Linked DNA regions of Homo sapiens: region 2 is linked to region 1. A link is an interaction called in ENCODE POLR2A ChIA-PET data of the cell type or tissue named here. Cell type or tissue: Panc1. All regions are shown on one strand. Region 1 has its middle 2.0 kb from the start of CLEC17A. Region 2 has its middle 7.6 kb from the start of DNAJB1.

What was found. ChIA-PET counts read pairs that join two places held together with the same protein. Peaks named below come from ENCODE experiments on the same cell type or tissue, not always from the same donor. Only the 100,000 strongest peaks of a DNase experiment are listed, where the experiment ranks them.
Region 2: POLR2A ChIA-PET joins it to region 1 with 10 read pairs; 15 of 35 experiments call an interaction of 5 or more read pairs at or near these places.

What each region holds. Positions count from the first base shown.
Region 1 is chr19:14,579,818-14,582,317 of GRCh38, forward strand. It overlaps a transcript of CLEC17A not described here. Among named protein-coding and RNA genes, the nearest start is that of CLEC17A, 2.0 kb to the right of the region's middle. RefSeq lists an enhancer at 891-940. In Panc1, no CTCF peak of the experiment used is centred here; no DNase peak of the experiment used is centred here.
Region 2 is chr19:14,509,527-14,512,026 of GRCh38, forward strand. No RefSeq gene overlaps it. Among named protein-coding and RNA genes, the nearest start is that of DNAJB1, 7.6 kb to the right of the region's middle. In Panc1, no CTCF peak of the experiment used is centred here; no DNase peak of the experiment used is centred here; H3K27ac peaks cover 403 bases.

The sequences.
Region 1 (2,500 bases):
GGATTCCAACATCTGTTCCTGAATACCTACTGTGTGCCAGGTCCCGAGGGATGGTATTGGCCAGGTAGCTATCACCCCTATACCATGAGACCACCCAGCCTTTATTGTAAGAAGGTCCCCTTACCTCTAAGAGTGCTTTTTTTTTTTTTTTTTTTTTTTGAGACAGAGTTTTGCTCTGTTGCCCAGGCTTGAGCACAGTGGTATGATCACAGCTCACTGCATCCTCAATCTCCTGGGCTCAAGCGATCCTCCCACCTCAGCCTCCCAAGTAGCTGGATCTACAGGCATGCACCACCATGCCCAGCTAATTAAAAAAAATTTTTTTTTTGAGAGAAGTCTCGTTCTTGTCCCCCAGGCTTGAGTGTGATGGCTCGATCTCGGCTCACTGCAACCTCTGCCTCCTGGGTTCAAATGATTCTCCTGCCTCTGCCTCCCAAGTAGCTGGGATTAAGGCGCCTGCCACCACGCCCGGCTAATTTTTGTATTTTTTAGTAGAGACAGGGTTTCACCATGTTTGCCAGGCTGATCTCGAACTCCTGACCTCAGGTGATCCGCCCACCTCAGCCTCCCAAAGTGCTGGGATTACAGGCGTGAGCCACCGTGCCCAGCCTAAAAAATTTTGTTTTTCTGTATAGTTGGGGTCTCACTTTGTTGTCCAGGATGGTCTCAAGCTCCTGGCCTCAAGAGATCCTCCTGCCTTGGCCTGCCAAAGTGCTGGGATTATAGGCATGAGGCACCATGCTCAGCCTAAAAAGTGCTCTTGATGGGCAGATATACCGTCAGTCTTTTTGACCTATTGACCTGTCCCTCCCCCTGTTACTATTCCCCTTCTCCTATCCTCCTATGTCTGTTTGCAGCTGCTCCCCACCCCCATCCATCTGGAGCCTGATTAGCTTGTGTGTGCTTAGCAGATGTTGGCTGAACAGACGGGCTCTTTCTTCCTTCTCAGACAGGTCTCCATTTTCCCATCTCTAGAATGGGTACAGTCACATTTGCCCTCCTACAGGTTGGAATGGGTACAGTCACGTTTGCCCTCCTACAGGCTGGGAAGGCTCTATGACATCAGGCCATGTAAGAGGGGAAAGCCCAGCCCCTAGAGTCAGCTTTGAATGGAAAGGGAGGTTAATCTGCTGCTGCCCTCCTACCTCAATTAAGACCGGGGCTACCCCATTGCCCACGTGCGGTGCGGGGGAAGGTTTTTCCATTTGTTAGAGGCTCTCACTTGCTTATACTGAGCCTGTCAGGTAAGAAATACATTCTATTTTGTTTGAGACACTCTTGTTCTGAGTCTCAGTTATGGAAACCCAACCTAATGTTCCCCATGGGCCTGATGAATGTTCCTTGTTGTTGAAGCCAATCTGAGTTGCATTTCCTCTTACTTTTAGTAAAAACCTCTACAAAGGGAAATTGGGGTCTTGCCCCTTGGGGTACATATTAGTTTCCTATAGTGACTCTAACAAATTACTCATAAATTGAGTGACTCGGAACCACAGAAATAATAATTATTATTATTGTTACTATTTTGAGATAGAGTCCTGCTCTTTTGCCCAGGCTGGAATGCAGTGGCGAGATCTTGGCTCACTGCAGCCTCCGCCTCCCGGGTTCAAGCGATTCTTCTGCCGCAGCCACCCGAGTAGCTGGCATTACAGGTGCCCGCTATCATGTCCAGCTATTCTTTTTTTTTTTGTAACTTTAGTAGAGATGGGATTTCATCATGTTGGCCAGGCTGGTCTCGAATGCCTGACCTCAAGTGATCCACCTGTCTGAGCCTCCCGAAGTGTTGGGATTACAGGCGTGAGCCACCGCGCCTGGCCAGAAATGGATTATATGGATTATTTTATTTTATTTTTTTGAGATGGAGTTTCACTCTTGTTGCCCAGGCAGGAGTGCAATGATGTGATCTCGGCTCACTGCAACCTCTACCTCCCGAGTTCAAACGATTCTCCTGCCTCAGCCTCCTGAGTAGCTGGGATTACAGGTGCGCGCCACCATATCTGGCTAATTTTGTATTTTTAGTAGAGATGGGATTTCACCATGTTGGCCAAGCTGGTCTTAAACTCCTGACCTCACGTGATCCACCCACCTCGGCCTCCCAAAGTGTTGGGATTACAGGTGTGAGCCACTGCACCCGGCCAGATTATTTTATAGTTCTGGAGTCAGGAGACCAACATCAGTCTCACTGCTGAAACCCAGGTGTTCATGGGCTGGGCCATGCTTCTTTAAGAGGCTGCAGCGTGAGAATCCATTTTCTTGCTGTTTCCAGCCTCTGCAGTTGCATTCTTTAGCATATGGCTCCTTCTTGCATCTTCAAAGCCAGCATAACTTTAGTGACCACATTGCCTTTTTTTTGTGTCAAATCTCCTTCTGTTTCCCTTCTACGAGGACCCTTGTAATGCCATTTTTTTTTTTTTTTGAGACGGAGTCTCGCTCTGTCACCCAGGCTGGAGTGCAGTGGTGCGATCTCGGCTCACTGCAAGCTCCACCTCCTGGGTTCACGCCA
Region 2 (2,500 bases), 70 kb before region 1:
CCTGGCCTGGGGCAGGTTTTCTGCCAAGTGCTTTAGATATATTTGCTAATGTTATTCACACTTGCTCTATTCCTGGCCTGGATAAAGCGCTTCTCAGGGATTAGCTGTCTGAGTTCTAGCTCCAGAAGAGTGAGAAAGGAGGGGCTGCGATGTTTGATTAGTCCTGTTATACATGGGAAGAAACTGAGGCTCTGAAAGGTTTTGTCATTTGTTTGAGGAAATGTGGTGAGCAGAACTTGGACTTGGCACCCCCCTACCCCAGAAGCTGGGTTCTTCATCGCTATGTTCTTTTGTTTCCTAAATGCACTAACTCACCCAGATGTCACAGCATCTCTATGAGAGCTGCACTTCTGTTTCCCGTTTCTTCTGTTTTTTTTTTTCGAGACAGAGTCTTGCTCTGTCACCCAGGCTGGTGTGCAGTGGTGGGATCTGGGCTTACTGCAGCCTCTACCTCCCAGTTTCAAGCGATTCTCCTGCCTCAGCCTCCTGAGTAGCTGGGATTACAGGCACCTGCCACCACGCCCAGCTTTGTATTTTTAGTAGAGACAGAGTTTCACCACGTTGGCCAGGCTGGTCTTGAACTCTTGACCTCAAGTGATCCATCCGCCTCGGCCTCCCAAAGAGCTGGGATTACAAGCATGAGCCACCACACCTGGCTAATGCTCAGCTAACGTTTTAGGAGGGTGGATCACCTGAGGTCAGGAGTTCGAGACCAGCCTGACCAACACGGTGAAACCCCATCTCTACTAAAAATACAAAAATTAGCTGGGTGTGGTGGCGGGTGCCTGTAATCCCAACTACTCGGAAGGCTGAGGCAGGATAATTGTTTGAACTTGGGAGGCGGAGGTTGCAGTGAGCTGAGATTGCATCATTGTACTCCAGCCTGGGTGACAGGGCAAGACTCCGTGTCAAAAAAAAAAAAAAAAAAAAGAAAGAAAAGAAAAGAAAAGAAAAGAAAAAAAACAAAAGCAAGCAATCAAACTGGGACTCAAATCCGGAAGCAAGAACGATGTGAGAGGAGTCAGGGGTCGCCAAACACTAATTTAGATCTTCACACCCAGCTGGGTGGACCTGCCAGAATAAAGGTGGGGAATAGCACAGGAATGAGGAAGCTCTTTATGTTCACAGCATCTTGTGTGAGAAAAAAAAAAAAAAAAAGCGGAGTGTACAGTATGTACTCCTTGTGTAAAAAAAGAAAAATGTATTCCCCGCAGCATCTCAGGAAAGGCGCAGGAGAGACGGGGAACATTCGTATCCAGTTCGGGGGTGTGGAATCGGATGGTAGGGTGGGAGGGAGGACTTTCACTCTCTGTATCCTTTCCAGTGTTGTATTGTGATTACACAGTCAAAAAATAAAACTGAAAATTTAGAAATTGTGTTTATGCTTATGTAAGCACAGACTCATCTCTTGGAGGAAGCACAAAAATGGTTTTTTTAAAAAAGGAAAAAAAGGCCGGGTGCAGTGACTCACGCCTGTCATCCCAGCACTTTGGGAGGCTGAGGTGGGCGGATCACTTGAGGTCAGGAGTTTGAGACTAGCCTGGGCCAACATGATGAAATCCTGTCTCCACTAAAAATACAAAAATTAGCCGGGCGTGGTGGTACGCGCCTGTAATCCCAGCTACTAGGGAAGCTGAGCCAGGAGGGTCGTTTGAGCCTGGGAGGCAGAGGTTGCAGTGAGCCGAGATTGCACCACTGCACTCCAGCCTTGGCGACAGACCGAGACTCTGTCTCAAAAATGAGAAAAGGAAAAAAAAAAAAAAAAATCTGTGATGCCAATGCCAGTGTCTATAGTGGTGCAGTAGGATGGGGAACTTCAGGGCCAGGGGAAGGATGGGAGGACTCGGCTTTTCACCATAGGCCAAATGGACCTATTGAGTGCTGTTCTATGATTATAAAAAAAAAACACTGCTGGTATTGTAATGCAGGTGGGTCAAAGAATGAGTCAGTTGCACACGTCCTGTCATGGAAGGAGCTCTGAGACCTGATCAGAGATGCAGCATGGAAAAGTGAAATAAATCCATTAAAGAAAGCCCAAGGCTGAGCCTATAATCCCAGAGCTTTGGGAGGCCAAGGTGGGAGAATCGCTTGGGGCCAGAGCAACATATCAAGATATCAAGATATCGGCCAGCGCAGGTTCACGCCTGTCATCCCAGCACTTTGGGAGGCCGAGGCAGGTGGATCACTTGAGGTCAGGAGTTCAAGACCAGCCTGGCCAACATGGTGAAACCCAGTCTCTACTAAAAATAAAAAATTAACCAGGCATGGTAGCACACGCCTGTAATCCCAGTTACTCGGGAGGCTGAGGCAGGAGAATCGCTTGAACCCAGGAGGCAGAGGTTGCAGTGAGCCGAGATTGCGCCACTGCACTCCAGCATGGGCAAAAGAGCAAGATTCCGTCTCAGGAAAAAAAATTAAAAAAAAAAAAAAAAAAAAAGGAAGGTAGAAGTGGCTCACGCCTGTAATCCCAGCACTTTGGGAGGCCAAAGCAGGCACATCA